Linked DNA regions of Homo sapiens: all the other regions are linked to region 3. A link is a loop called in an ENCODE intact Hi-C map of the cell type or tissue named here. Cell type or tissue: HCT116. All regions are shown on one strand. Region 1 overlaps SDK1 (sidekick cell adhesion molecule 1). Region 2 overlaps LOC124901579 (a long non-coding RNA gene). Region 3 has its middle 51 kb from the start of FOXK1.

Region 1 (8,000 bases), 710 kb before region 3:
AAGATCTGGGGTGCATGGCCGGCCTTGCAGCCCGTGTGGGTGTCCCAGTCTTGCTCTTGCTCTTTAAGTCAGGTGTTTGCCTCTGCTGCTGCCATGGGAACCATCTACTGCTGCAGGTCAGGCATCAGAAAAGTTGTGTGTCCTGCCCTACACCCGTCAAGTGACGACAGATGACAATTGGAGGGGAAGGAGAGGAGGTCAGAGGAACTGGAGTTGCACTCGTACCCTCCCTGGTGAACTGAAAGAGCACCCTCCCTGGTGAACTGAAAGATAGACAATATCCATAATGTCGAGGCATTGACCAAAATCTTACCACGTGTTTTGTGCTCCATAGAATCTATTTCAATGGAGCACCGGCTCTTAGAGCGCTTAAAGATTCTGCTTTATTAACTGACTCCATGTTGCTCTACTGGGCCCTGTGGAGTAGTTAACAGCTGTTAGCTTGAAAGAACGTATGGTTTTGTTGGGAACTGTAAGGTGTAATTAATTCATTAGGACCTGCTACATGTCAGAGGCTGCGTGAGACACCGGGCTGCACTCATACCTCACGTCTCAGACACAGACTTGGACCTCAGGGAGGTCACATCCCTCTGAGGAAGAGACCAGCAAAACACCAATCAGATGTGACCAGTGGCACTGGCCACTAGAGTAAGCACCTGGGCTCTGGGGTCACAGCAGAGGGGGCACCACCAGCTCTGGGAAGGCTTTAGGGAGTGGATGGCAATTAGAACTTTCAGGATGAAAGGATGTGGTTCAGAGGACTGGGGGAGAGGGCAGCACAGACAGACGAAGCCACGTGCAGGGGCACTGAGACAGCTCAGGAATGGCGGTGAGTTCACCCCCACCGGGTCGTGTCCGGGAAAATGATGGAGAGCAGCACTGAGGATCAGCAGGGGAAGATCACGCTGTGCATCCTGAGTCTTCTGGGCTTCATGCTGTGGGTCGGGGTGATTCGTTGAAAGATCTTAGCCTAGGGGTGTTTTAGGAAGATGGCACAGGCTGCAGCATGTAGACCAATCTGAAGGAAAGATTTGCAGTCTTGCAGGTGAGATGTCATTAGGCCTTGGACTGAGACAGGAGTGGTAAGAGGGGAACATACTTGGGAGTCTGGGGGGAAGGTCAAGGTCAAGGTCAGCGGGATTTATGACATGGTCATCTACGGGGAGAAAGAGCCAGGGAGTAGCTTCTAAGACTGTGTTTCTAGCTGGAGTGACTAGAGGAGTGAGGGTGATCTTTTCAGAGCTCAGGAGTATGTAAGGAACAGATTAAGGTGGGAGGGCAGGAAAAAAGACAAAACAGAAGTTCTGCTTGGATTCGTTGCATTCTAGCTGCCAAGATGGAACTATCCGGAGGCAAGGCGGCACTTAAACTGCAAGCTGGGGCTGCAGGTGGAGATTCGGGAGTGACTGTTTTAGGATTAATTTCTAATGGCCTCAGATAAGATGACCCAGGGTAAAGGGAGACTATGCAGAGGGGGAGCAGTGAGAGTGAAGAGGAGGATAAATAACAATAGATGGCATTGCATGGGACATAAAGTGACTGCTCGGAGGTTATTTACGGGAAGATGGATCTCGCAATTGAGTGCTGAAGAAGGCGTTTGGTAACAACTGGAGCCCCTTCTCTGTGCCAGGAGCGGGCACTGAGGGGCACAAGTGATTAAATACCACCCCTGCCCTCAAATGAAAGCCAACATAGAAACAGATAAACTATAGATCAAGTTTGCAATTCCTAGAGTTGAGATATAAACTAGGTACTATGGGAACACAGAGCTCATTTTTCTTTTTTATTAGATGAGCAATAAGTGTTAAATGTAGAAAAATTAGAAAATACAGAGAAACAGAAAGGACATATATGTAACTCATAATTCTACAACCCAGACATGTGGCTATGAACATTTTCATTCATGTCTCATACAAATAAAAAATACATTTTTTAGCAAAATGAGATCATACAGCACACACTGTTTTGTAAACATTTTTACTTCATATTTTATTATTTCTGTAGTATTAACTATGTTATCATTTTCAATAACTGCCTAGTTTCTTTTTTTAGCAAATGTATCATAATTTATTAACCTGTCTCCATCATTGGACATTTAGATTGGTTCCTGGCTTTCACCACATTAGACGGAATGGCAAATATTCTTGTAGCTACATATATGCAAACATCAACATTATTTCTTTACAATAAATTCCCAGAAGTGGAATTGTTGTGTTACACGATGTTCTAGTTAAGCTCTTTAGCTATAAGAACTAGACCTCTCTTCTCTATAGACTTGCTAGCTCCAGCTTAAAAGTAGAGGGAGGGGATTTTTATGAACAAAAGGAAATGAGGGAATCTAAAGGCGCCAAGAAGCTGATTCCTGCAGGCCTGTTGAGAGACTAGAAATTAAAACTCCCCGGGCCAGGCACGGTGGCTCATGCCTGTAATCCCAGCACTTTGGGAGGCCGAGGCAGGAGGATCACTTGAGCCCAGGAGCTCAAGAGCAGCCTGGGCAATATTACCAGACCCCATCTCTATAAAAATAAAAAAAATCAGGTGGACATGGTGGTGCGTGCCTGTGGTCCCAGCTTCTTGGGAGGCTGAGGTGGGAGGATCACCTGAGCCCAGGAGGTCAAGGCTGTGGTGAACCGAGATCACACCAGTGCACTCCAGCCTGGGCAACAGAGTTAGGCCCTGTCTCCAAAATAAGTAAATAAGCAATGAAGCTCCCTGGATTCCAGCCCCTGTTACTCAGGAGCCGCAGGGCCTCTCACCCATGCTCCTCTGTGCCTCTCTGCCACCCTTCTCTTCTTTACCAGCCTGGTTTGCTTACTTCTTTTGCCATAAGACTCAATTTTATGTCATGGCCCCTCAGCTTCAGTGGCTGACGGTAGTCTCTGCCTTTTAGTTAAGACGCCGGAGAAGGTGAGTCTGATTGGCAGATTCCCACCAGTCCTGAGTTCTGGCCAGCTAAGCTCGGGCAGCCATGGATCTGGGGGCTGGGAGCAGGATTCAGTCGGGATGTGCTGGAGCCCACTTACCCCAGCTAGTGAGAGCTGACCCTGGGCACCTCCTCCCAGCTCCAAGTTCACTGACGTCATATTGGGAGCTTGAAATCGGCTGTGCCGGATTTACTTACAGCAAGAAAACCAGTAAGTGCTGAGTCAGGGCTGGTCGTGAGATGTTCCTCCGAATACCACTGGGTGTCACATGGAACAAAACTCTCTGACTCCTTGAGAAATGAGTATGGCCAGTGACTGACATCTTTAGAATATTTCTGAAACAATGTAATCTCATTAACATTCCGTAGATGTTACTTCATTCTGTTATTGTGTTTAATGTCCCAGAGAAGAAATCTAGTTTTGGGATTTTCATTTCTTTTCTTTAGATTGATATGTTGTTTTATCTGTCTGCACTCTTGTCAGTTTGATTTGCTTACAAAGCGTGCACGTTTTACTGGGCTGCAACTGTGGTGGGGCGCTCCCTTTGCTGGTTCTCAGTAAGTCCATTTTATTTGAAGATGCAAATCTTTTTCCAAGTCGGGGAAGTTTTTCCACGTTGTTAATTTGATTAATGTGTTTCTTTCACTTACAGTGTATTCACCTTCTGGAATTCCTACTGTGCTTATATTTGATCTTTTGGGTCAATCTTCCATTTTGCTTATCTTTTCCTCATCATAGCTAACTTAATCTATTTTCTTTGAATTCTGGAGAAAACTCTTGATTCCAGCCAGGTTCACTGATTTGATTGTATGCACTATCCAGTCTGTTCTTTCGAGCTTCTGTTGCATTGTTAATTTTGGCAATTGTATTCTCATCTGAAAGTAGTCTTTTCTGATCTCAGATGATTCCATTTTCATATTTACAGTGTGTTATTGACTCCTCTCAATGAGTTATTTGATTCAGATTCTCTGGTTGATCTCAAGCAGTGTAATTCAGAAATTTCTTAAATGTTCTGTTTCATAAGGGTGATATTTCTTTATGTTCTTTAAATTGATCCCATTATTATGGACTTTTTTTTTTATTATGAGCTTTATTATCAGGGCTACTTCACTTTTATTTTGCCACATTAATGAATGTGCAGGCTGTATTGAGAGCCTACAGTTCACTGCAATTGAATGAAGGGAGGTTTGTTACGGGGCTAAAGGAATTCCTTTCCCTGTTTGTTTTAATAATCGAGAAGTTGCCCGGGCTCTACTCTTCTCTCACCAGCACTTAGTGTGCTCAAGAGGTTCTCTCAATGGAGCCCGGGACTGGCAGTGTGGGCATCCCCTGAGTACCTGCCAGAAATGCCCGGTCCAGAGGCACCAGCTCAGAAACTCTGGTATGGGGCCTGGGAATGTGTGTCTTCACAAGTCCTCCAGGTTGGTGCCATCAAAGTTTGGGAAGTGCCTATTTGCTCACCACTGGGCTTCCAGCCACAGCAAGGGTGAGCCAGGTCCAAGTTCACGTTTAGTCCCCTCATGGCAACATCTGTGCACTTTCACGAGGCATTTGCAGATTTGCCCAGCCTGTACCTCAGCCCTCAAGCTGCTCCTACCCGGAATTCTGACCTCTGTGGAGTTTGCAGGGTTCCTCAGGGGTTCCTTTCACTTCGTGTCCAGGTGGACTTGTCTTTTGCGGGTGGGGAATTTCAGGTTGGGCAGCCTCTCCCTTAGACAGGGCTTGCTCATGCTGTCCTGCAGGAGCTCCAGTGTGGGTGGTCGTGATTTTGATTCTCAGCAGAAATGCAGACTATTTCCCTACTATTTTTTCTTTGGATATTTCTATAGAGATTTAGGAAGAGGTGCAGAATGGGAGGCTCAAATCACCTGGAGGCAGAAATTCCTCTTTTTTTTTTTTTGGATGACCTAAGGGAGATTTACAGAGTAAAGGGGACGCTGTTGTAACCATCCAGGTGGGGATGAGGAGGGTCTGGCATTGGGGATGGGGAAAAGGTGGACTCCTGAGTATTTCTGAGATCCAGTGGATCAGCCTGAGGAGCAGTTGCGTGGAAGGAGAGGATGAGTTAGGATGGCTCAGTTCATTCAGTTACAGTGAACTGTAGGCTCTCATTTTCTAGCGCAGCTGCCCTGATGACTTCTTGGAAGACATCAAATTGTGTTTGACTTGGGCAGAAGGATGGCACTGGATGAGTGAATGGATGGGGTGGCCATTCCCAACCACAGCTGAGCACGTCGTGGTGACGGGGTGTGATCTCCCCCACCCCTGCTGCACCCAGAGCTGTCCTGGTCACATGCACATTCACTGTCAGACGACAAACAGGGAGAATGACCGATGCTGCCAGGAATTCTGTTTGGGTCTCGTACGTTATCATCTGTTACCAGTGACAGTAGTGTTTGGGACATTTCGCCAGCTTCCCGGAGAAACAGCCCTTTTTCCTCGGCCTCCCGGCACCTGCAGTCCGTCCGTAGCTTTCCCACAACCCATCCCTCAGAGAGTTCTGGCATGCTAATTTTCAGGTTTACCAAGTGGCATGAAAGATACTAATGAATTTCTTTACCCGTCGCCCTCCTCCTAGCTGTCATAGCTCTTCCCACTTGAAGTGTTTGTTTTCCTTGTTCCTGTGTGTGTGTGACAGAGGTGAGGGGTCTGCTGCCTTCATGGTGGACGACTCACTTGTCTGGTGCTTCAAGCCTGGGGTCTGCCTTCCTAATAATGGCCACTGTCATTTTCCCCCAGCTGGAGGCCTGAGGACATCAGCTTAAGCCTCTCCAGGGCTCTGGGACCTGCAAGGTCCAGACTCTTAATGTGATTCTTGACAACTGATTTGTCAGCTCATTTTCCCCTTTTCTCAATGTCCTGTTGTAGCTCAGTCTGTCTGCTTGTCCTCAGCGTGTAATAAAACAACCCCAGACACCCCACTCCAGGAACCAGGGCCCCAGAGCTGTCCCACAGCCTAGTTTAGGACTGAAGCCCCAGATGGCACCCCCTGCCATTGGGAACTCTAAGGAGACTGAACAGGAAGAAACACAGAGCACATCTTCCAGGAAGAACCTTTGATAAGCTGAGAACTCTTTGCCCTTTATTTAAAAAGTAAAAAGAAGCGAGGAGGAGAAGCTGCGTAGAAGCCCTGCCCTCTGAGTTTGCTTAGAAAAAGCACATTCAAGTTTGCATTTAGGAATCGCAGTCAGTGACGCATGCTTGGGTTCCCTGCTCAAGCTGTTAGGGCAAAAGCGACGGCGTTTCTACCCTCATCAGGAGAGACTGCCTCTATGAATCTCTCGTCGCCAAACTAAGCAGTTTTAATCCAGATACAGAGTGGAGACAGATGAACGCATGCAGGATGCTTCTCCAGAGACGGCGTGTTCTCGCTGTTGTCAGCCATCCAGACAGGGTGCTCAGAGGGCAGCCTTGGGGCACCCTGCAGTGGGCAGGCAGCATGAGGCACACGGATCCTTCCTTCTCTTTTCAGCTGAAGAAATGCTAAAGAGAAGTTTGTAAAATTCAGAGCCTCATCTCAGAGGGAAAGATGAGTTAATGATCTGCTGCAGAAGGACTTGGCAGGTGCGTGCTCCAGCCGGCTGAGAAGACACCCACGCAGCCCTCCCACCATGCTGAAAAACATAGGGTCAGCCATTGGCACTCCCCCTTTTCCCATTGATGAAACGGAAATTATCTTTTGGAATTGTGCTGTTAACAATACTCTGTATTGCCACAAGTAGGTTTTTGCAATATGTTGAACAAACGTGTTATCCCTTTTCAGGTCCTAAAGTAAAGAGGGTCTCAGGAGGGTGTAAGGGCAGCACGTGAGAGTGTGGCCTGTGAGGAGGATGTTGAGTGACTTCAGGGAAATCAGTGTCACCTATGCAGAGTCACAAGCTGGCTTTCCTAGTCTTCCAGCACCTGGATAAATCCCTTTTTGTGCAACAAGCACTGATGGAGTCTACAGAAGCATGCATTCCCGTGGGAAGGGCATGGCTTTGGTGCTGAGCCTCTAGATGGTACAGACAGGCATCAGGGACCCTTTGGCCACTCATTTAAACCCTCAGCCAGAAGGAATGAAATCACTGGGGCTGTCATGAGCAATGAAAATGACAATCTGCACTTTATAGACACTTAGCATAGTGTCTGGCATACAGTAGGCACCCAACATACCTTGAGTCTGTTATGTTTTGTCTATCAGCTGTTACATTTGTTTCTATTGTCTTTTCTCCAGTTTTCTCTGGGATTGGTTAGAGTGAAACGTCATGAAATTGTTTTTATTTTATTTTAAAGACAGGATCTCGCTCTTTCACCCAGTCTGGAGTGCAGTGGTGTGATCTCGGCCCACTGCAGCCCTGACTTCTTTGGGCGCAGGTGATCCTTCTGCCTCAGGCTCCCCAGGCTGGTCTCGAACTCCTGGGCTCAAGCTGTCTGCCCACCTTGGCCTTCTACAGTGCTGGGATTGCAGGTGTGAGCCACCGTGAGGTCCTGTTTTGATTTTAGACTCATCCCTTAAAGCCCAGGCTGTCACATACCAGCCACCACTTTCTACGACTCCGTAAGGCACGGTGGTTCAGAACACAGGCTGTGGCATCTGCAGACCTGGCTTTGTGTTCAGGCTCAACCACTTAGCAACTGTGTGACCCAGGCCACATCAGGCTTCTTACCTGTAAAACAGGAACCACAGGCCTTTTGCATTTAGGGGCAAGGGTAGGCAGATGCCACATTTCCAGCAGGACTTATGGGACATGAACTTAATAAAAGTCTGCTCCAGTAGCCTGAGCACCTTTAGGGCTTAACTTGGGGGCCCGTCAATGCCTCCACCGCGCTCTCAGCCACAGAGGAATTCCTGAACTGTCCACCAGTGGGGTTCCGTTATTTCCTGTGATGGGCAGGTAGGGCTGACACTCTGTTCTCCAGTGTAGATTTCATAGTTTGGATTTGGGCGGCCCAGAAATAGCCTGCGAGATCTTACTGAACCAGGTCTGACGTCATCACACTAAATGGAAAAAAGTTAGGAACGTGCTGGTATTCCAGAATTCTTTTCTTAAAAAAGTAACGTTCCAAAGCAACCATATTGCTAATTGAAATAGA
Region 2 (8,000 bases), 150 kb before region 3:
GCTCCAAAGTGAGCGCAAGATTGGTAACTTTACCCTTGACAGGAGTTTTTAAAAAAAAAAAATAATAAATAAATAAATAAATAAATAAATAAACAAACAGTATCATGGCCGGGCACGGTAGCTCACGCCTGTAATCCCAGCACTTTAGGAGGCCAAGGTAGGTGGATCACCTGAGGTCAGGAGTTCGGGACCAGCCTGGCCAACATGGAGAAACTCCGTCTCTACTAAAAATACAAAATTAGGTGGGCATGGTGGCGCACACCTGTAGTCTCACCTACTCGGGAGGCTGAGGCAGGAGAATGACTTGAACCCAGAAGGTGGAGGCTGCAGTGAGCCATGATCGCACCACTACACTGCAGCCTGGGTGACAGAGCGAGACTCTGTCACAAAACAACAAACAAACAAACAAAAACAGTACAACTTCCAGTTCTGTTCCTTTCTTCTGACCTTGCTATGCATGACCAAAGTGAAGAGCAACTATGAATGCATGATGTCCAAGTAACACTGAGAAGGTTTCTGGTTTTCGTATGTTTTGTCTCCACAGGTAAAGAAATGCCTGGTGAGGGGACAGCATGTATGTTTGTGTGGAGGGTGATGAATAAAGAAAAGTAAACCATGAGGACCCTCAGAAATTTAAAATAATGGTTCCAACATGGAGCTCAACAGACCAGGTGAAGAATAGATCAATGCACCTGAAAATGAATTATGGCCCCAATAATCAAGCTGCTCAAAAGGCATCTCATGTGAATTTCCTGTGTGAAGGATTGACAGAACAGAGGAGAGAGAGAAAATTAATAGTGAAATAAAACTACCCAGAGATAAATGAAGACACATGTATGTGTGTTGAATGAGTTCACTGGAAGCTGATCACAGTGAGTGAAACAGATAAGCGCTTACAGGCAGCACTGGGAAATTTCACAACAACAGGGGTGAAGAGTAAGTTCCAAAAGATTTCAAAGCAGTCTGGGTGCAGTGGCTCACGCCTGTAATCCCAGCACTTTAGGAGACTGAGGCAGGTAGATCACTTGAGGTCAGGAGTTCAAGACAAGCCTGGCCAACATGGTGAAACCCCGTCTCTACTAAAAATACAAAAAATTAGCCAGGCGTGGTGGCGGGCACCTGTAATCCCAGCTACTCAGGAGGCTGAAGCAGGAGAATCACTTGAACCTGGCAGGCGAAGGTTGCAGTGAGCCGAGATGGCACCATTGCATTCCAGCCTGGGAAACAAGAGTGAAACTCTGTCTCAAAAAAAAAAAAAAAAAAAAAAAAATTCCGAGGGAGAGAGAGGGGAGCAGGGGAAAGAGAGGGAATAGGAGAGAGAGGGGAGAGGGAGGAGAGGCAGAAGAGAGGGAGGAGAGAGGGAGAAGAAAGGAGAAGGAGAGGAGAGAGAGAGAGAAGGAGGGAGAAGAGAGAGAAAGGAAAGAGAGAGAAAAAGAAAGCAACTTCCCGGGTGGGCATGGTGGCTCACGCCTGTAATCTCAGCACTTAGGGAGGCTGAGGTGGGCAGATCACTTGAGGTCAGGAGTTTGAGACCAACCTGGCCAATATGGTGAAACCCCATCTCTACTAAAAATACAAAAATTAGCCGGGCGTGGTGTTGGGCACTTGTAGTCCCAGCTACTTGGGAGGCTGAGACAGGAGAACCCCTTGAACCCAGGAGGCAGAGGTTGCAGTGAGCCAAGATCACACCACTGCACTCCAGCCTGGGCAACAGAGTGAGATTCTGTCGAAAAGAAAAAAGAAAAGACAAGAAGAGAAAAGAAAAGAAATTTCCCTACAAAGAAACAAAAATTAAATTGGGTTCTGCTCCTCACTGGGGACAATGGATGCCGGAAGACAACAGAGCAGTAACCTCAAAAGTTTTGGAGATGAAAATTATTTTGAACTTAGCATTTTAGGCCAGGCGCAGTGGCTCACACCTGTAATCCCAGCACTTTGGGAGGCTGAGGCGGGTGGATCACCTGAGGTCAGGAGTTCAGGACTAGCCTGGCCAACGTGGTGAAACCTCATCTCAACTAAAAATACAAAAAAATTAGCTGGGCGTGGTGGCGGGCACCTGTAATCCCAGCTACTTGGGAGGCTGAGGCAGGAGAATCTCTTGAGCCCAGGAGGCGGAGCTTGCAGTGAGCCGAGATCATGCCACTGCACTCCAGCCTGGGCAACAGAGTGAGACTCCATCTCAAAAAAAAAAAAAAAAAAAGAAAGAAAAAGAAAAAAGAAAAATAGAAATAGATGTATAACTTTTTAATCTGTTAAAGGGTAGTTACTAGAAAAATAGAAACAGATGTATAACTTCTTTAATCTGTTCCTAAACTACTGGAGGAACAATAATAAAATAACCACTCCTCAAAGGACAAGAAATAAAGCATGAAACTATCCGTGGCTAGGTGTGGTGGCATACATCTGTAATCCCAGCTACTCAGGAGGCTGAGGCATGCGAATTGCTTGAATCCAGGAGGTGAAGGTTGCAGTGAGCCAAGATCGAGCTACCGCACTCCATTCTGGGTGACAGAGAGAGACTCTGTCTCAAAAAAAAAAAAAAAAGAAAAAAGAAAGAATATATGTATCAATTAGTGTCATACCAGCTGAGAGTTACAGACAACTTGATTCCCTGTGGCTTACAGAAAGAAGTGACTTGACTTTCTCGTGTTACAGAAAAGTTCAGACACGCCTGGCAGCAGACAAGGCTTGGAGCAGGGGTTTAAACAGTGCTCACAGGACTGAGTCTGTCCTTGTGTGGAGGCTGCCTTCCTCCACACTGCTCTCATCCTCAGGCCCTACACGGAGGCAGGTTACCTCCATCAGCTACTTCTGTCTTCCCAGTTCCAGTCCAGTGGGAAAGGGCCACCCTTCTACTAACAGTTCCACCAAATGCTCATTGTCCCTCATCAGCCTGATGGGCTTATGCGTGCAGGGGGACACAGGCTGTGATTAGCCAAGCCCTGAGCCACCTGCCCATCCTAGAATCAGGAAGGAAGTTGGAGTTGAGAGTGGCTTAAGAAGGAACATAGCAGCCAGGCGTGGTGGCTCACGCCTGTGATCCCAGCACTTTGGGAGGCTGAGGTGGGCAGATCACCTGAGGTCAGGAGTTCGAGACGAGCCTGGCCAGCATTGCAAAACTCTTTCTTTACTAAAAATACAAAAGTTAGCTGGGCATGGTGGCATGTGCATGTAATCCCAGCGAGTCGTGAGGCTGGGCCTGGGAGGCAGAGGTTGCACTGAGCAGAGATTGCACCACTGCACTCCAGCCTGGGCAACAGACCAAGACTCCATCTTAAATAAATAAATAAATAAATAAAAGAATGAGCCTGGCTTTAATTACATTTTAAAATAACTTACAGAGTGTAACTGGATTGTTTGTAACTCAAAGGATAAATGCTTGAGGGGATAGATACCCCATCCCCATGGTGTGTTTATTTCATATTGCATGCCTGTATCAAAATATCTCATGTACCCCATAAATATATACACCTACTATGTACCCACAAAAATTAAGTTAAAATATATATATAATGTATATACACATATATACATGTATATATATATATATATATATATATATATATATATATATGTATATATAAAAGAAAAAAGAAAGAATTAGCCTGACCAAGCACAGTGGCTCACACCTGTAATCCCAGCACTTTGGGAGGCCAAGACAGGAGGAACACTTGAGCCCAGGAGTTCAAGACAAGCCTGAGTAACACGTCAAAACCTTCTCTTTACAAAAAATACAAAAATTAGCTGGCACGCTGACACACACCTGTAGTCCCGGCTACTTGGGACTAAGCAACATTGCCTAGACATCGTCAGATCCCTCTCTGATCCCCTCTCCAGCAGAGGTTCTCTTGCTCTCCTCCCTCCGGTAAGTAGCTCCATCCCATAGCCTCTGAAGTTTGCATGCCATGAGGGACCGCCCCCTCCAGCAAATCTGTCAAGGCTTTGACCAAAGAAAACGTATGCATTCTACTGCCATCTTGTGGTCATGTCTTTTTCTTTGCTCAGCCTCCAAACCCCTCAAACCCTACAATTACCTCCTGTGCTTATTGAGGAATAGAAGGACCAGAGACATGGGGGATACTCCTCAGGCCACAGAGCTAGTCAGGGTGGTGCTAGGACTAGAACTTTACTCCCTTGACTCGGTGGCATTTTACTTTCACCCGCAGGTTTTCGCTGGACTTCCTGGTTTCACTAGACCGGGGGTCAGCAAACAACACCCCATGGGCTGAATCCGGCCCACTGCTCATTTTGTCAATAAAGTTTTATTGGCACACAGCCACACTGGTTTATGTATTGTCTGTGTCAGCTTTCTTGCTACAGCAGCACTGTTGAATAGTTGCAACGGGGACCACAGAGCCAGCAAAACCTGAAATATTTGCACTCTGGCCCTTTACAGAAAAGGTTTGCAGACCCCCGCCCCAGTAGTGGACCCTGCTAGTCCTGAAGGTAGATTCCAGTTTATAGAATCTCAGTGTGACATGATGCGATGGACTGAGATATAGCCAAACACCAACCACTTTGAAATTGTTGAAATAGTTGAAAATCCTTGCTCTCCATTTTTAACTCTGGATTGGCTCTGGGTTACAGACGCATGGGTTTTTAGTGCTGCAATAGATGCTTCCTTAAATCCACTACCTGATGCCCCCCCGTGAGGAGATCGGAAAGGCAAGCCTAGTTGCTCTTATTAGAAAAGAAACAGGCCGGGCGTGGCTGCTCACTCCTGTAATCCCGGCACTTTGGGAGGCCAAGTTGGGCGGATTGCCTGAGGTCAGGAGTTTGAGACCAGCCTGGTCAACATGGTAAAACCCTGTCTCTACTAAAAATAAAAAAAAATTAGCCAGGCGTGGTGGTGGGCACTTGTAATCCCAGCTATTCGGGAGGCTGACGTAGGAGAATCACTTGAATCCGGGAGGTGGAGGTTGCAGTGAGCCAAGATCATGCCACTGCACTCCAGCCTGGAAGACAGAATGAGACTCTGTCTCAAAAAAAAAGAAAAAGAAAAGGAAAAGAAAACAATAGCCAGCCCCAGTGTGTGTTGTTTCCATCTTTGTGTCCATGTATCCTCATCATTCAGGTCCCGCTTGTAAGTAAGAACATGTAGTATTTGATTTTCTGTTCCCACGTTAGTTTGCTAAGGATAACGGCCTCCAACTCCACCCATGTCCCTGCAAAGGACATGATCTCATTCTTTTTTTATGGCTACATAGTATTCTATGTTGTGTATATGTACCACATTTTCCTTATCCGGTCTATTATTAATGGGCATTTAGGTTGATTCCATGTCCTGGCTATTGTGAATAGTGCTGCAGTGAACATATGCGTGACATCATCTAGACTTCATCAGACCCACTCTCTGATCCCCTCTCCACCAGGAGTTCCTTTGCCCTCTCCTTTCTGGGAAGTGGCCCCATCCCATAGCCTCTGAAAGTTGCACACTGTGAAGGAGTTCTGTGTGTCTTTATGGTATGATTTATATTCCTTTGGGTATATACACGAGTTCACTTGTGGATATGGTTTGGCTGTGTCCCCATCCAAATCTCATCTTGAATTGTAGCTCCCATAATTCCCACGTGTTGTGGGAGGGACCCAGTGGGAGATAACTGAATCATGAGGGCGGTTTCTCCCATTCTGTTCTCATGGTAGTGAGTAAGTCTCACAACATATGATGATTTTATAAGGGGTCTCCCCTTTTGCTTGACTCTCTTTCTCTCTTGTCTGCCACCATGTAAGACGTGCCTTTCACCTCCCACCATGATTGTGAGGCCTCCCTAGCTACGTGGAACTGTGAGCCCATTAAACCTCTTTTTCTTTATAAAATACTCATTCTTACATGCACATGTATGTTTATTGCAGCACTATTTACAATAGCAAAGACTTGGAACCAGCCCAAATGTCCATCGATGATAGACTAAAGAAAATGTGGCACATATACACCATGGAATACTATGCAGCCATAAAAAAGAATGAGCTCATATCCTTTGCAGGGACATGGATGAAGCTGGAAACCATCATTCTCAGCAAACTAATGCAGGAACAGAAAACCAAACACGGCTTGTTCTCACTCATAAGTGGGAGTTGAACAATGAGAACACATGGACACAGGGAGGGGAACATCACACACTGGGACCTGTTGGGGGGTGGGGGACAAGAGGAGGGAGAGCGTTAGGACAAATCCCTAATGCATGTGGGGCTTAAAACCTAGATGATAGGCTGATAGGTGCAGCACACCACCATGACACATGTATACTTACGTAACAAACCTGCATGTTCTGCACATGTATCCCAGAACTTAAAGTAAAATAAATAAATAATTGCCCAGTCTCGGGTACATCTTTTTTTTTTTTTTTTTTTTTTTTTCCAGACGGAGTCTCACTTAGTCGCCAGGCTGGAATGCAGTGGCGTGATCTCGGCTCACTGCAACCTCCGCCTCCCGGGTTCAAGCGATTCTCCTGCCTCAGCCTCCCAAGCAGCTGGGACTACAGGTGCCCACCACCATGCCCAGCTAGTTTTTGTATTTTTAGTAGAGATGGGGTTTCACCATGTTAGCCAGGCTGGTCTCGATCTCTTGACCTTGTGATCCACTCGCCTGGGCCTCCCAAAGTGCTGGGATTACAGGCATGAGCCACCGTGCCCGGCCCCCAGTCTTGGGTGTGTCTTTATCAGCAGCATGAAAATGGATGAATACACCTATACAGCAAACCTATACAAGTACCCCTGCACTGAAAATAAAAGGTTTTTTAAAAAAAGAAAAGAAAGGCCTTAGTTCTTAAGCAATGACTAAAATGTGGGGAAACTCAGGTGGAATTCTGCAATGACACTGAAGTATCACGGTTCAATTTTAGACACAAAAAGCCAGGCAGGCAAAGACACCCACCATGAGCCAAGCTTTGCTGGGTTTGGGGAGGGAAGGGGACAATTGCTGTAATCTTGAGACTGAACAGTGCTGGAGGGAGGATTCAGGACAGCTTGGTAAGGGGCTTAAAAGATATTGACATGTACCCCAAATTGTATTTAATGGCATTTTGCTAAGTAATCTGGTTTCTGGTTTTAGATTCGGATTTTAGTTAGAAAGAGCTTATGCTGGGACACTGGACTGGACAGAAGAGCCACTTTCCTGCCTCACAGGGGCACAGTTTCTTTCTAGAATTCTCTTTGCAGAGCGGCTGTCCAAGATTAAATTGAAGCAGATGGGCCAGGCACGGTGCCTCACGCCTGGAATCCCAGCATTTTGGGAGTTTGAGGCAAGAGGATTGCTTGAGTCCAAGGTTCAAGACCAGCTTGGGCAACACAGTGAGATTCCTGTCTCTATTTCCTTTTTTTTTTTTTTTTAAGATGGAGTCTCACTCTGTGCCCCAGGCTGGAGTGCAATGGTGTGATCTTGGCTCACTGCAGCCTCTGCCTCCCAGGTTCAAGCAATTCTCCTGCCTCAGCCTCCCAAGCTGGAATTATAGGCGCCGGCCACCGCACCCAGCTATTTTTTTTTTTTTTTTTTGTATTTTTAGTAGACACGGGGTTTCACCATGTTGGCCAGGCTGGTCTCAAACTCCTGCCTTCAGGTGATCCACCCGCCTCGGCCTCCCAAAGTGCTGAGATTACAGGTGTGAGCCACTGCACCTGGCCTCCCTGTCTCTGTTTCTAAAAGAAATATATATATACTAATAATAAATAAATAAATAAATAAGAGGACAGACTTCTCTCTCCATTGCTTAAAAATCTCCTTATATAGCTGGAAAGTAGCAAATTGTAGGAAAGCAAGAGGAAAAGTCCTAGGGGAAGGAAGCCCAGCAATTCCTAAGACGTGTGATGTGTCCTAACCCCCAGCTGGTTGACTTATGTGCCTGAGGAGTCTGAGGACATGGCTACCTGGATCTCTGGGCATGAGTGCCAGTCCCTGGGACACCTCTCAGAGCCCAGCTGTCTGGAAAGGCCACCTGTGGGCATCTAATCCACAGCCCACCTGAGCCCTCCATGTGCACCACCTTGGACATCCAGCCCCATGC
Region 3 (8,000 bases):
AGAGCTGGTTTGTCTTTTGTGATGGGAAATTACCACCACCGCGTGCATTTCTGCGGGTCCCAGACGACCAACCACCTCCCATGAAGATGAAGAAGAGTCCAGCCAGGACGAAAGATCTTAGTGGTGTCCTCCACTGTCCTTCCCAAATCCAAGATCCTTCCAGTCTGCAAGCGTCCTTTGGACACTGTCACCCAAAAGTCCGCCATCTTTGCAAAGCCAGTCTGTCTACCCCAGAGCCCATCCTCTTAGGCTGAAGGCAGTTTGGTTTTAAGGGAGGCACAGGGTCTATGCAGCCAGTGACACCTGAGTTCCCATCGCCAACCATGCTGTCCAGGTGTGTGCATTAAGACAAGTGACTCCACCTCTCTTTCGGCCTCAGTTTCTTTTTTTTTTTTTTGAGACGGAGTCTCGCTCTGTCACCCAGGCTGGAGTGCAGTGGTGCGCGGTCTCTGCTTACTGCAAGCCCTGCCTCCTGGGTTCACGCCATTCTCCTGCCTCAGCCTCCCGAGTAGCTGGGACTACAGGTGCCTGCCACCACGCCCGGCTAATTTTTTTTTGTATGTTTTTTTTCAGTAGATATGGGGTTTCACCGTGTTAGCCAGGATGGTCTCGATCTCCTGACCTCGTGATCCACCTGCCTCGGCCTCCCAAAATGCTAGGATTACAGGCGTGAGCCACCGCGCCCGGCCTCAGTTTCTTTATCTGTAAAAGAGGTAGGTTCTACCTACCTCTTGGAGTTTGTGGGGCTTAAATAAGGACATGCTGTATACATCGAGCGTTTGGATTGACCAACACAAAAACAAATCACTAGTGAACATCTCTCAAGTGCCAAGTACTCTACAGGGTGTGGGCGTACAAGAGACACAACCCCGGCCTTCACAGCAGCGTTTACTATCCAGGGCAGAGATGGATGCTAAATGAACAGACATTTACAACGGGCAAACAGGGCCAGAAGCAGTGGCTCACACCTGTAATCCTAGCACTTTAGGAGACCAAGGCAGGTGGATTACTTGAGGCCACGAGTTCAAGACCAGCCTGAGCAACATGGTGAACCCTGTCTCTACTAAAAATAGAAAAATTAGCCAGGTGTGGTGATGCGCACCTGTAATCTCAGCTACTTTGGAGGCTGAGGCATGAGAATCACTTGAACCTGGAAAGTGGAGGTTGCAGTGAGCTGAGATCGTGCCACTGCACTCCAGCCTGGGTGACAGAGCAAGACCCTGTCTCAAAACTAAACTAAAATAAATCGGCTAATAGGCTGGGTGCAGTGGCTTACACTTGTAATCCCAGCACTTTGGGAGACTAAGGGGGGAGGATCACTTGAGCCCAGGAGTTGGAGACCAGCCTGGGCAACACAGTGAGACCCTGTCTCTATTATATAATATATATTATATATTACATATTATATAATATATAATTTTTAATGGGTAAATAAGCCAAAGAATATATAATAACAATCTGAGGAAGAGACCTCGGGGAAAAGGAGGGTGAGAAGATGCCTTTCTGTGGTGAGAAAAAAAAATCATCCCTGGAATCTGATAAATGGCGATCCATTTCCACACCACCAGGTCAGGGTGCTCAAGTCTGCTGGCTTTGAATGGGCATCTGTCTTTCACAATTCCAAGCCGATTTTCACTGGTACATCAGCAAGCTGCTGCTGCTGCCAGGGTCCCCTTCACAGGGCCACCTCCCAGCCAGCCCGTTCCTTCCCCTCAACCCCCCTCCTTTCCCCTCAACCCCCCTCCCTGGGCCAGCGCCAACCAGGTTCTTACCCCTGATCATATGCTTCTACACCCATCAACAGTGAATGAAACTCTGAGGACCCAAGTCTTCCACCCCCACCTGGGCATGGGTTTTGAAGTGTGGGCCATTCAAGGCCCTCTGTGATCTGTTCCAGATGTCTGTCACATCCAACATTTGCTAGAGATTTATTATGTGCTATGCTGAGTCTTTTGCAGGCATTTGCTCATTCAATACTCACCCCCACTCAGGTGATTCATCCCCCTTGATGATTTTGGGGAGCTCAGTCAGGCTCCGAGAGGAGAAGGAGCCCCCACCAGGTCACATGGGTAGGTCTCATGGGATTTGAACCCAGGCTCCAATGCACCCAGGGAAGAAAACCTCGCCCATCCCATCCATCTGTCGAGTTTGGTGTGCGGCCTGCACCTAAAACGCCTGCCTCTTCCTGAAGCCCCCATTTGTCTTGAGAAATAGAAAGAGAGAGAGAGAGAAAAAAAAACAATAATTGAATGAGCAATTCAAAACAGTATTTTAATGCTAAACGTGCTTATATCACGGAGTAGAATGCAAACTATGTAGGAGCATATTTAAGACAAAGCTGACAGTTTCAGGGAGAAGTGGGCCCTGGAGCCCTTCAATCTGAGTCTCAGGATACCGGGTGGGTGCAGAGAGGAGGCCTGGCCTCTCCCCTCCTGACTCCTGCTCTGCCATCAGCCTTGCCCACCCACTCCTCAGTCTCTTTGTCCACACTGTACTCCCCTCAGCCCCCACCCTACTGTGTACGAGACCCCCACTCTTCCCCAGGAACCCCCTTCTTTCCTCTGAACTCCCCGACTCTCTCCTCCACCCCTAGCATGTGTTGGCCATTTAATAAACCACGGTGCGCTGTACGTTTCCTTTTCATGGGCACTTTTCAATGTCTCCAATAAAAGCAGCATCTCCTGGTGGCTAAGAGGTGGCCATTGCTTCTCCAAATGGCCCAGAGCCACATCTTGCCCATGGTACACGCTCTCGGGGACCACAAGCTGAGAGCTTCAAGGGCAGGTATTTCCCTGTAATTTGGGGCCATCCCTACCAAAAAGCTATAGCACCCTTGGAGTAACACCATGTTCCATGAATTCCAGCTTTTTTTGGGTTTTTTTGTTTGTTGTTTGAGATGGAGTCTCACTCTGTTGCCCAGGCTACAGTGCAGCGGCACGATCTCGGCTCACTGCAACCTCCGCCTCCTGGGTTCAAGCGATTCTCCTGCCTCAGCCTCCCGAGTAGCTGGGATTACAGGCATGTGCCACCATGCCTGGCTAATTTTTGCATTTTTAGTAGAGATGGGGTTTTGCCATGTTGGTCAGGCTGGTCTCGAACTCCTGACCTCGGGCGATCCGCCCATCTCGGCCTCTCAAAGTGCTAGGATTACAGGCATGAGTCACTGCACCCAGCCTATAAATTCCAGCTTTGACTGCCTAAGCCTAGTTCATTACCAGCAAGAAGGGGAAACTATCAAGAACTTTTTTTTTTTTTTTTTTGAGACAAGGTCTCACTCTGTTACCTAGGCTGGAGTACAATAGTGCAATCATAGCTCACTGCAGCCCGGACCTCCAGGGCTCAAGCCATCCTCCTGCTTCAGCCTCCCGAGTAGCTGGGAATACAGGTGCACACCGCCACACCCAGCTAATTTTTTGTATTTTTGGTAAAGACAGGGTCTCGCCACGTTACCCAGGATGGTCTCAAACTCCCAGGCTCAAGCGATCCTCCCGCCTCAACCTCCCAAAGTGTTGGGATGACAGGCATGAGCCACCCGCCCGGCCCAAGAACTCTGTGTTTTGTGCAAACATGCATAGCTGTGTTTTCGCTTTAAAGCCACTAAACATGCTTCCTGCCCAGTGCCTGCTGCTGCACCCTAGGATCTCGCCTCCAGACGAGGTCAAAGCCTTTCTTAGGGCTGTTCTCAGCTCCCCCAGGTAGCACGTCTGCATAGTTCACGGGCATTGCTTTAGGGTGATGCTTAATTGCTATTTGTTTCCTTTGCATGGAATCTGCGTCTCTAGCACTCAGCAGGCTGCCTGTCACACAGTAGGTGATCAATAAACGTGGGTAGGATAATTAAAGGAATGCTCTCCCACTCCAGCTGACACGTGCCAGCCTCCCAACCATGTCCCACGTTGTGCTGTTGAGAGCTGCTCAGGGCGGCGCTGCTCTAACTGGTGCTTTGGATGTATTCTAAGAGCTACAGCTCAGACCAGGAGCCCCGGAGAACAACAGGCCAGTTCAGAAGATTACAGCAGGACTGATGGCGTGAAGTCGGGGAGAAGCTGCTGCGGGTTTTCTGTTCAATTCCCATCCTGCACTGCCATCTCCAGGACACAGGAGTCCTCGCCAGGATGATCAAAGCGGCAGCCAACTCAGCGGGAAAACGTGCAACATCACCCTCGTGACCAGGGCTTTTGATCCGGGAAGGTCGGAGCAGATTGGGAACATTTGCTCATCATTCCTCTCCCTTTGCTGTGCAGCGGTGAGAAAATGGGGAAAGGCAGTTGTTCAAAGAACATCTCCTACGCTATTAGCTGGTGAGACCAGAGGACCAAGACAGGGAGTGCCCCGGCCCAGCGCTCACACCCCATGGCAATGTTCCTAGCCGGCTACAGGGATCTTGCACAATACGGATTCCAAGGCAGTAGCCTGGGGTGGGGCCTGAGAGCAGGCACTTCTAGCAAATCCCAGATGCAGCTCATGGTGCAGGTCTGAGCCATGGTCAATCCGTGAGGGGCAAAATGTGGTGCGAGGGCCAGCAGCAGCAGCGCCTGGATGATTTTTTTTTTTTCTTTTTGAGACAGAGTCTCACTCACTCTGTCACCCAGGCTGGAGTGCGGTGTCGCGATCTCTGCTCACTGCAACCTCAGCCTCCCGGGTTCAAGCGATTCTCCTGCCTCAGCCTCCCGAGTAGCTGGGATTACAGGTGCCCGCCCACCACCATGCCCAGCTAATTTTGTATTTTTAGTAGAGAGGGGGTTTCAGCATGCTGGTCAGGCTGGTCTCCAACTCCTGACCTCTGGTGATCCGCCTGCCTTGACAAATGTATCTAAGTGTCCTTTGGCGTGCAGATTATTTTGTCACCACGAGGACACTTTAAAGATACATTGGTGGTGCAACGTTCCTGGAGCTGGTAGGAAGACATTCATTTCTTTCTTTATTTGAGTCACGGACACCAGACCCCTGTGACATGCAATTTACCTGCATAATAAACCTGCACATGTACCCTTGAACCTAAAATAGAAGTTTTAAAAAGCATAAAAAATAATAATAATAAAATATATTTTTCGACTGTGTAAAAAAAAAAAGTGTCTTTTTGTGGGGGGAAGGTGGCAGGACAGGGTCTCACTCTGTCACCCAGGCTGGAGTGCAATGGCATGATTTGGGCTCACTGTAACCTCCGCCTCCCAGGTTCAAGCAATTCTGCTGCCTCGGCCTCCCGAGCAGCTGGGATTACAGGCGCACACCACCACGCCCGGCTAATTTTTGTATTTTTAGTAGAGATGGGGTTCCACCATGTTGGCCAGGCTGGTCTCAGACTCCTGACCTCAAGAGATCCTCTCACCTCGACCTCCCAAAGTGCTGGGATTACAAGTGTGAGCCACCATGCCAGGCCAACACCTGGAAGATTTTTGTTCCACAAAATGTAAAATGCCTCATCCAGGCAGCATCGCCATCAGCTGGAGGCTTGTTAAAAATACACAGTCTCAGGCCCCATGTAGACCTGCTGAGTCACAGCCTTGGTGATTCATAAACACAAGCAAGTTTGAGGCCAGGTGTGGGGATAATCCCATGCCTTTGTCTCAGCACTTTGGGAGGCCAAGGCAGGAGGATCACTTGAGGCCAGGGGTTTGAGACCAGCTTGGAGATGCGAGACCCCATCTCTACAAAAAACTTAAAAATCTAGTTCTTCAATGTAAATAAAGTTTTGGAAAAAAGAAAATTTTAAAAAATGAAAATTAAAAAATTAATTTAATTTATTTTAATTTAAAAATTAGCTGGGTGTGGTGGCACACACCTGTAGTCCCAGCTACTAGAAGGCTGAGACAGGAGGATCGCTTGAACCCAGGAGTTGGAGGCTGCAGTGAGCTATGATCGCGCCACTGCACTCCAGCCTGGGCTACAGAGCAAGGCTCTGTCTCAAAAAATAAAAGGAACAAAACCAACCAGTGACATTTCTGTATGCCTCCCACCTCTGTCCCCGCCCACCTCCCCTACCCAGGAACGACTGTTACCAGTTTCCCCAGCATCCTACAGGAATGTCCACGCTCATGCAGACACATGTGTATGCCATCGTTCTCATAAATGCTCATGGAAAACAGGACAGTCTTGTCCCCGGTTTCCTTCCCAGGCAGATTCTAACCCCTGAGTCACGGACTTTGCAGCTAGCTTCTGAGCTTCTGCCCAATCTCAGATGCTCTGGACTCCACCTTCATTTTATGAACCCAGAATCAGCCGCCGAGGCTCTCCAAGAAGCCATGAGTTGCAGGGACCACACCTTGGCTTTCCAGGACACTCACCTGTCCTATTTCAAAGTGAGTCAGGATCCTTTTGTTTTTGTTTTTGTTTTTGGTGACAGAGTCTTGCTCTGTCACCCAGGCTGGAGTGCAATGGCGCAATCTCAGCTCACTGCAACCTCCGTCTCCCGGGTTTAAGCAATTCTCCTGCCTCAGTCTCCCCAGTAGTTGGAATTACTGGCATGTGCCACCAAGCCTGGCTAATTTTTATATTTTTAGTACAGACGGGGTTTCTCCATAGTGGCCAGGCTGGTCTCGAACTCCTGACCTCAAGTGATCCACCCACCTTGGCCTCCCAAAGTGCTGGGATTACAAGCATGAGCAACCCCACCCAGCCTGTGAGTCAGGAGCTTTCTTAACAAGCTAAAGCACCTCCGTTTCCTCAAGAGGATTTCTTGCGTCTTTCAGATCTCAAAGGGAGAAAATCATGCCAAAAGATTTTGCATACTTCTTAGTTTATTCTTGGGTATTTTCATTTTAGCATCTATCATAAGAGGGACTTTTTCTAAAGAGCTGTTATTTGTATATTGGAATTCTATTTTTTTTTTTTTTTTTTGAGATGGAGTTTCACTCTTGTTGCCCAGGCTGGAGTGCAATGGCGCAATCTTGGCTCACCACAACCTCTGCCTCCCAGGTTCAAGCAATTCTCCTGCCTCAGCCTCCCATGTAGCTAGGATTACAGGCGTGCGCTACCATGCCCAGCTAATTTTGTATTTTTAGTAGAGACGGGTTTTCTCCATGTTGGTTAGGCTGGTCTCGAACTCCCGACCTCAGGTGATCTGCCTGCCTCAGCCTCCCAAAGTGCTGGGATTACAGGCATGAGCCACCGCACCCGGTGGAATTCTATTGTTTTTTTAAAAAATATTCACTGTGTACCCAGTCATCTTATTGAATTTTCTTTTTGTTGTTGTTTTTGGTTTGTTTTGTTTTGAGACGGAGTTTCACTCTTGTTGCCCAGGCTGGAGTGCAATGGTGCGATCTCAGCTCATCGCAACCTCTGCCTCCCAGGTTCAAGCGATTCTTCTGCCTCAGCCTCCCGAGGAGCTGGGATTACAGGCATGCGCTACCACGCCCGGCTACTTTTGTATTTTTAGTAGAGACAGGGTTTCTCCATGTTGGTCAGGCTGGTCTTGAACCCCCAAATTCAGGTGATCCACCCACCTCGGCCTCCGAAAGTGCTGAGATTACAGGCGTGAACCACCACACCCAGACCAAATTTTCTTATTGTTCATGGCAGTTTTCTAGTCAATTGCTGGATTTCTAGGCATAGGTCATGTTATACACAAAAAGTTTTTGATCAGTTCTTTATTTCGGCTCTTCCGAAACTATCTGTGGTGAAGGATCATGTTTTGGTTTTCTAAAATAGGTGACAGCCAGGCATGGTGGCTCACGCCTGTAATCCCAGCACTTTGGGAGGCTGAGGCGGGTGGATCACCTGAGGTCAGGAGTTCAAGACCACCTGACCAACATGGAGAAACCCCGTCTCTACAAAAATACAAAAATTAGCTGGGCACGATGGTGGGTGCCTGTAATCCCAGCTACTCAGGAGGCTGAGGTGGGAGAATCGCTTGAACCCGGGAGGTGGAGGTTGCAGTCAGCCGAGATCGTGCCATTGCACTCCAGCCTGGGCAAAGGAGTGAGACTCCATCCCAAAAATAAAATAGGTGAGAAGTTCATGAAACCCACTTTTGGCTGTCTAATTTCTTTTTTTTTATTTTT

The links. A loop is a pair of places that touch in the nucleus more often than their neighbours do. Peaks named below come from ENCODE experiments on the same cell type or tissue, not always from the same donor. Only the 100,000 strongest peaks of a DNase experiment are listed, where the experiment ranks them.
Region 1: a loop joins it to region 3, with 11 times the contacts of the local background. A loop is called at or near these places in 8 of 110 quality-filtered maps.
Region 2: it touches region 3 in a loop (17-fold over the local background); 2 of 110 quality-filtered maps call a loop at or near these places.

The regions. Positions count from the first base shown.
Region 1 is chr7:3,919,283-3,927,282 of GRCh38, forward strand. All of the region lies in intron 5 of SDK1 (sidekick cell adhesion molecule 1), which reads left to right. Among named protein-coding and RNA genes, the nearest start is that of SDK1-AS1, 570 kb to the left of the region's middle. In HCT116, a CTCF peak has its summit at 3,194; a DNase peak (open chromatin) is centred at 3,139; H3K27me3 peaks cover 606 bases.
Region 2 is chr7:4,475,616-4,483,615 of GRCh38, forward strand. It overlaps LOC124901579 (a long non-coding RNA gene), which reads left to right. Exons shown (of 2, transcript XR_007060198.1): 2 at 545-827. Among named protein-coding and RNA genes, the nearest start is that of FOXK1, 200 kb to the right of the region's middle. In HCT116, CTCF peaks have their summits at 3,991 (motif pointing left) and 4,190; a DNase peak (open chromatin) is centred at 3,956; H3K27me3 peaks cover 299 bases.
Region 3 is chr7:4,627,708-4,635,707 of GRCh38, forward strand. No RefSeq gene overlaps it. Among named protein-coding and RNA genes, the nearest start is that of FOXK1, 51 kb to the right of the region's middle. RefSeq lists an enhancer at 3,048-4,026 and a silencer at 3,931-4,225. In HCT116, a CTCF peak has its summit at 4,105 (motif pointing left); DNase peaks (open chromatin) are centred at 4,074 and 5,504; H3K4me3 peaks cover 1,031 bases; H3K27ac peaks cover 2,371 bases.